Regions from separate parts of the Mus musculus genome. Here all the other regions are linked to region 1. Evidence: chromatin loops called from intact Hi-C (ENCODE). Cell type or tissue: heart. All regions are shown on one strand.

Region 1 (2,500 bases):
CTTTGCCATAAAGATGAAGGACCATCATCTTGACACTTACGTGGTCCGGCAGTCAGTGTCATCTGTGTGCTATTGATTTTATCCTTGAGATATAACCTAAACCAGGGTATTTCTTCATCCAAACTGGTTGGACTCTAAATGGCTGGTCTGCCAATGGCAACCAGGGAAACCTGGTGTGATGGGCAGCGTGTTGGCTGCCCAATCATATGTGCCCGTCATAACACTGACACGGGAGAGAGACAGTTCTGGCTGCTCAGGGATCCTCACGCCACACTTGGTGGGAAGAACTGTAAGCAGGTCTGGTCTGCTTGGAGCTGTGTGGTGAAGGCTTCAGAGGTGGGGTGACACTACTTTTCAATAGTATATAGAGTAAGTGCGAGGGCAGGAGAGCTAATGCTTTCCTTGTAGTTGAAGTCCATCTTTAGGCCACCTAGACCAATCATGGGTATTCAAGGCTACACTGTGACGTCACATCCTTCTCTAGAGTGTGGACTGTACATTTCCTCTACAATCCTAGTAAGCTACCTTCACTTGCAGGCTCTGTCAGTGGTGTGACAAAGAGGCTTGCTGCTCTGTTCTACTCTGGTCCCTAGAACTGTGTACTTGACCCATGGAAGCACTTGGTTTTATTATTGAATGGCATTAGGACCGTGGAAGTATGTAAAATGCAGTTTAATTCATCCACCATGTTCTCCTAAGGATCTTTTATCCATTGGTTACAGCTAAAACGGACAAGGCCTTCAAGGCTTTTCTGGATGCCCGAAATCCCACCAAGCAGCACTCCTCCACGCTGGAGTCCTATCTCATCAAGCCTGTTCAGAGAGTGCTCAAGTATCCTCTGCTTCTCAAGGAGCTAGTGTCACTGACTGACCATGAGAGTGAAGAACACTATCACCTGACAGGTAAGGCTGGAGGGAGGCTGCTTGTATTCAAGCTGGTCAAGGGTGTTTTCTGGGTGTCCATAGCTCTTCCCCAGGCATCCCCGGTACTGTAACTGCTCATCTCAGTTACATCTACTACAAAAGAAAACAGCTCAATGTAGCCATCCCCCGAGGTGCTCAATGTAGACCGAAACTCACAGAGCTATGTCTCCCTTCTCTTCTGAGTGCTGGGTCTAAAGGTGTACATAACTGCACCTGGCTTACAGGCAATCTAGCAGTGAGATTGCTCTTACTAAATTGATCAAGAGGGGCGATTTGATTTAAAGTTTTAAACTTATGTAATTTAGGTCTAGTGAGTTGAAGTGGAAGACCACAGGTCACTTGGCCAGTGAACAGTGCTATAAGAAGTCTTTCTTGCACTTTCTGTGGCCTTGGCTGTGCTACAGCTAAGGCTCATGCTTGCTGCATGGGGTGCCACCTTGTGGAGATCTTTGAGTAGTGCTCAGCCAACAACAGGCATCCAGTGGCAGCTGATACCTTGGTGGCTGGTGTCTCACAGGGGATGGCTACAATGAACTGACCTGAGGTATGGTTTGACAATAGCACCCAGGCTCTGGAGATGAGAGCTAAGTGTCCCTTAGGCTCAGAGAGGAAGTGATTTGCTTCCCACATGTTAAAGCTAGCAGGTCTAGTTGAGCCACAACAACATTCCCAGACAGCAGCAGGTTAGTTGAACTGAGAAGAATATAAAGCAAACTTGTTTTTCCAATGTATACATACTTTGGTATTATAACCAATGAAGCCAGGATTTTTTTTACATGAATGCTAAAATTGTACAAGTAAATGATATAAATTGCAATTAGTCCTTTGTCCCTCATATGCCCCTTGCCCAAGTTATAGACAAATAGCAAGTAGAATGCAAACAACTGAGCTCACAGTTGGACAGTTGGGTATTTGTAATTTACAGACACCAGAAGTATTGTACTTTTTCCTTGAACTGGAGAGCCAGACTCTAGGTCTATGTGTTTGAAGCAGGTGCTAGCACTGAGTCTTGCCTCCTGTCCTCTGACACTGTAACTGAGCAACTATGCTGGATTCCTAGCCTGCCAGGTAGTTTAGAGGAGACACTGCCTAGAAGAGCAGCTCTCCCGAGGCCTGACATGTTGGGTTCAATTCTGGCGCCACTACTTATTTTTCCTCTAGAGCTCTGTTTTATATTCTGCAATATGGTATTGGTTACAGTCATTGTGTTCTTTGGGGACACATAAAACAGTTAAGATGTGTAGCTGGGCCAAGGCTAGCTTTATGAATGGCACTTTTCACAGTCACCTCATTTCTGAGAGGATTTGAGGAAGAAGACAGTCTGACTACCCTCGATCGTTACACCTGCGTTAAATGGGTTGTACCTCAATCACGTTACCATTTGCTGAGAGCTGGACTCCCATGTTGGCATGTGATAGGATTCAGAATAAGCAAGCATACTCTCATATTTTTCAGAAGCACTAAAGGCCATGGAAAAAGTCGCCAGTCACATCAATGAGATGCAGAAGATCTACGAGGATTACGGGATGGTGTTTGACCAGCTGGTGGCAGAGCAGAGTGGCACAGAGAAGGAAGTC
Region 2 (2,500 bases), 240 kb before region 1:
GTGAACAGGGATAGACTCGAGGCAAACAGGTCAGCAAGTGAACCTATCAGCCAGGAGAGCCAGCGTTTCGGATCAGTGATCGGTTGATTGGCGGCCAGGATCACAGGAGAGAGAGAGTGATCATTATATTACGTCTGCTCGCAAGCCAGGCTGGTAGATAGAGGGGGTCTGGGACCAACTCTCAATCCAGACATCTCATCCCCAGCATCTCCAGAAGAACAGGACACAAGGCTCACAGAGGGAGCACAGAACCTCAAACATAACGTGCTGACATCATTAACTGAGCTAAGGTTTGAATGAATCCTGGCCTGAGCCCCCATTGCTGGCCAGGAATCACCTTCCACCTGTGCGACACTCAGTCTGTTCCTACTCCACAATGATGGCAACCTTGGTTTTTGTTTTTGTTTTTTTGGTCTAAGTTGAAAGGGTTCAATGATCAGGGATAAAAGGAACCATTATGATAATTTTACAAAAAGGATCCCATCTTGTTTCTCACTAACAAAGCCCATAAATGCAGATGATGGTTTTTAGCTCCCTATACAGAGGTCTATATGTACATTTCCTTACCTGGTTCTCTTCACAACCCTCTGAAGTGCATTTTCCTATCAGCGCTGTGCATATGATCTGGGAGGGTGGCAGGGGTGCTTAGCAAGTTCACACACTGCTAAGTGGCAAGGCGGATCTTCACACTCAGCCTAGAGGGGAAGCGCGAGACAGTCAGGTTAGTGTTTTAACAACCCAGACTCAGCTAGGAGGTGAATTCAAGGCCAGCCTGGGCTAACTATTATCCTGTCTCAAACAAACAAACAAACAAACAAATACACAAACACAGCCCCTAAGCATTGTGACACACTCACAGCCCGCAACTCACGGTGGAGAAATCTTGCCCCTCGAGTCTCCTAGATAAGGAACACTATCTAGAACTGGCAGACAGACTCAAGCCCTGTAACCACTTACCCTTGTCAGCCGCCTTTTTCTGTTTGTTATTTTGTACACATAAATTCATTCAGTCCGCCTTTGCGCTTTTGTATCTTCCTGCCACCGATTACCTTGACTTCAGAGATAAGGAATTCCGTTCTAGCGAGGGGACAGTGCAGCCATCCCAACACTTTTATCTTTGAATTGAGTTTCATTAGCAAGCTGTCAAAGGAGCAGGGTCCTCAGGGCCCTGACACCCAGGGTTTCACTATGCTTATGAGGCCTTGCTTGCTAAGACTGGAGTTTTACCGCCATGGGCTAGTCAACGAGAGTTTCGACATCTCTAAAGACTGCCTCAAGAGGGCGCTCCGCACAAGCCTTTAATCTACTCTCGGCTAGCTATGCCTGAATCTGGGTCTGGGAAGGCAGTATTTTTAAAATAAGGATTGCAGTCCTATGTGAGGCCGGAGGAAATCCATAGAACGATCACGCTGAGACAAAATGAGAGTGCAGAAAGCCGAGGCGCTCGTTTGTTTTCAAGTTTTAGAATACTTTTTATTTATTTATTTATTTATTTATTTATTTATTTATTTATTTATTTATTTTAGTATGCTGCAGGAAGCAGCGGTTCGGTTCCCATGTCAGACTGCTTACAACTGCCTATAATTACAGTTCTAGGGGATCGGACTTCCGAAAGCACATATAAACAGACAGGAAAGCAAACAGACAGACAGACACAAAAGCCAGAGAGAGAGAGAGAGAGAGAGAGAGAGAGAGAGAGGCACTCGCAGCAGGTATAACAGCAACAGAACTGCTTACCCAGAGACCTAAGCTCACAGGAACATAGGTCTTGAGGCCTCAGGAATTTAGGATTATTATAAAGATCATTTAAGGGAAGTCCCTCTGACCCATTTCCCATGTGGGCTTACTGCAGCGGGGCTGTTGAGATGGCAGGAAGAATTTGAAACAGGGTCTCTCAGGCTGTCCTCAAAGGTATGATTTTCCTGCCTCTGCCTCAAAAGTGCTGAGATTAGAGACATGCCCCACCATGCCCACACTACCCTTACGGGCTGGGAAGGGAACACTCTTAGCCCCCCTTAGAAACTCACTAAAGTGGTCTGCCACCCCTACCCAACCGTGATTGTGAATTCACCAGTAAATTTTTGCATCTCTTCATCAGTACTCGGTTGGAAATGCTAGACAAACAAGCTCATTCCCTCATCTAGATTGCCGCTAGCCAATGAGCACTCTGCACACAATAGGTCTTGATTTAATTTTCCTGGCTAATGAAGAGCAGTCGTCTCGGCATCCTTTGTTGCTGGAAGGACATCTTGAGATTGATTGTAATTGCTGTGTGAGGGAGCCGGGGGTCTTTGTCGGGGCAAGGAAGCGGCTGAAGGGTTCACTTAAACCCTTGAGGTCAACCCTGTAGCCTGGTGGAGTAAATTGCTTCCACTCGAGGACGGTGAGCCCCCTTATCTCTCTCTTTCCATGGAGCAACTTGCAAGGTCTGCTCCCTGCTCCCTAGCACAGCAAGCTGTCAAAGGAGCAGGGTCCTCAGGGCCCTGACGCCCAGGGTTTC
Region 3 (2,500 bases), 280 kb before region 1:
GATGAAAAACTTTGTGTTTTAAGGAAGAGTTTTTAAAATGTTCTGCTGCTGGCTCCTTGGATCAAGGATGGCATTTGATTTGCCCTTGGGTCTCTGGTCCTATCTTGTAAATACAGCAGCAAGTATGAGCATAGTAGCAAGTAGGAATAACAAAAAGCTGATGTATTTACCAAGTTAAGTAAGGATGCCTTCATTTCCCTAGTCCTCTCCGTAAGCTCTGTGCCGAGGCTGTGTGTCTTTTCTGATACTTTTGGAAGTGAGTCTAGTCTCTAACGGTTGAGCCTTCTCTCCAGTCCAAGTGATTTCTGTGGAGAGGTGGACTCACTAGCCTGCAGTAATTTTTATCATGTGTGATAAAAAAAAAAAAGCAAAAACAAAACAAAACAAAAAGCAGGGAGGATTAAAAGAAGCTGTTATTTCCCTGGTGTCAGGACGGACTTTTAATATACATCACTGAACGGTGTCACTCTGAATTCTATACTACTTCATTCTCTGCAGTAGAAACTTAGAAAAACAAAGTTATTAAGGAAATTATTTCAGCCTGTGAGATTTAGGAATACCTTCATTGGTTCTTGTACACTTGTACACCGGCTCGCACACCCAGCTTCTGTCTCTGGTCCACATGTGTTCCCATGGTTACATGGTGGAGCTTCAGGGCCCTTGGGGTGAGGTATGTCTTTTGACATTATTTTAATGTCCAGGTTAACTTTAATTATCCAAGTTACTATATATATAAACTTGAAAATGTCTACAGTTTATGTCTGGCAACTGTTAGGAGTTAAAGGGAAAGTCCAAAGCTTTAACCATTGGTTTGAAAACAGGAAAACAAGTGTTCACAAGAAAGTGGGCTACCTAAGACTTAGCCCTGGGGAGTTTCAACACATATTGATGTACTCTTTCGTTCCATGGTTGGTGCCTGTGGAAACCAGTTATGCTGGAGACACCTCAAAAATATTTCAATAGCTGCTTCAATAACTAAGGCAGTGTTCTTTCTGTATTGCATGCAGGATAAACTTCTAAGCTGAAGCGCTCACTGTACTATTCTTTCTGTTGTGTGCTCAAATGCATGTGGCCGACTTGGCACACGCATTTAGGGGAGAAAAATCACATCAGCACTCTGTGTCTCTACCAGTAGAGGTCACTGTGCCCCCATGGAAGGCAACCAGGGCTGCCATGGTGCCTTCTAGAGCCAGTTAGTTATCACTGCTATTTCTGAGTGCTTACCCCTCCCACTCCGCACAGTCACCCTTAAATGCAGCCCCTTGCCTGCAGATAAAGCTCTGTGGTATCATTGATCTTCCCATAAGAGACGTGGGCAAGTCAGCTGATCCCACACGCATGCGTGCTGAGTTGGAAGTGGCTGGCTGCCTCCTCGCAGTCACGTGCTTGTTATTCCTGTCTTGTTAGTCTCTGAGGTGTCTTGTCTGCTGGGAGAGTCCCTTCCTCTAAGGTTCTCTGCGTTTGCTGGTATGAATGTTTAAGAACAAACCACAGTTCTGTTGTGAATACAATTGAGATGTGTCCCTTAGCAGATAGCCACTTTATCTAAGTCTCGGGCTAGCCTGGTGGTCTTGGCAAAAGGAGCGCAGTGGAAGCCACAAGCCTGGGAGTTAGCAGGTGCTACCGCAAGCAGTGGCTCGGAGCACTCCTGCAGGACACACTGATGCTCTCAGGTCCTTCCGGCGCTACCATCTTCACCTGGGTGACGACTGAGACCCGATATGCCCTTCTTGATTCTGGTACCCTATAGATGCATCAGTTTGATAGCACTAGCCTCCTGGTGTGCCCACCAAAGTAGCACCCAGAAAGCCTGAAGCCCAGTAAGTACCCTGGGATGCACGGAACACCCAGGCTGCGGGTTCCGTCAACTTTCTAAGTAATCTCCAAGCAGAGCAGGGCATAATAATTCTTACACCCTAGGGATCAAAAGAGCTTATTATGCGTCCTCTCTAATTAACCCATAGGTTCTGTATCAAGGAACAAGACAGGTATATGACCACTAATTACTTAAGTTTTCTTTTTCCTTTTTTTTTCTTTGAAGTTGTTCCTGTGCTCATTCAGTGAGCTTCCCTCGCTGGTCCAATATTCTCTTCTGGAGTAATCACCTGCAGCTACCCTTCTTAGTGAGTTGTGTTGATGTGTTACTATTTATTTATTCTGTATTCAAGGGTGGTGAATTTTATATATATATATTTCATGGTAATATTTCAATATACTGGTGAATTTTTTTATGTTAGAAATCTGCCTTGTCGATTATAAGGAAATGGTGTTCAACTCAAGAATTCAGAGCAATAATGGTTCCATTTGTATAGAACAGAAATCTGACCACCAAAGTCTCTGTGATTAAAGGTTCCGATACACCAGTTCTGGGGGAGGGAGCCCAATGTGTGCCACAGGAGCATCTTGAAACTTTTTTTTTTTAAATATCTTAATTACATGTATCCATGTGAGGGCTCACACATACCAGGACATGCATCTGGAGTTTGAAGACAGCCTGAAG

What was found. Hi-C counts contacts between places; a loop is a spot of excess contacts. Peaks named below come from ENCODE experiments on the same cell type or tissue, not always from the same donor. Only the 100,000 strongest peaks of a DNase experiment are listed, where the experiment ranks them.
Region 2: a loop joins it to region 1, with 4 times the contacts of the local background. A loop is called at or near these places in 15 of 42 quality-filtered maps.
Region 3: a loop joins it to region 1, with 17 times the contacts of the local background. A loop is called at or near these places in 4 of 42 quality-filtered maps.

The regions. Positions count from the first base shown.
Region 1 is chr17:3,508,679-3,511,178 of GRCm38, forward strand. It overlaps Tiam2 (T cell lymphoma invasion and metastasis 2), which reads left to right. Exons shown (of 27, transcript NM_001122998.1): 20 at 723-902; 21 at 2,379-2,497. Among named protein-coding and RNA genes, the nearest start is that of Cldn20, 23 kb to the right of the region's middle. In heart, a CTCF peak has its summit at 1,364 (motif pointing left); a DNase peak (open chromatin) is centred at 1,363.
Region 2 is chr17:3,272,661-3,275,160 of GRCm38, forward strand. Gm34035 (a long non-coding RNA gene) reads right to left here. Exons shown (of 5, transcript XR_001782146.2): 3 at 568-695. Among named protein-coding and RNA genes, the nearest start is that of Gm34035, 9.4 kb to the right of the region's middle. In heart, a CTCF peak has its summit at 1,280 (motif pointing right); a DNase peak (open chromatin) is centred at 1,251; H3K4me3 peaks cover 302 bases; H3K27ac peaks cover 808 bases.
Region 3 is chr17:3,229,194-3,231,693 of GRCm38, forward strand. No RefSeq gene overlaps it. Among named protein-coding and RNA genes, the nearest start is that of Gm34035, 53 kb to the right of the region's middle. In heart, a CTCF peak has its summit at 1,128 (motif pointing right); a DNase peak (open chromatin) is centred at 1,258; H3K4me3 peaks cover 618 bases; H3K27ac peaks cover 443 bases.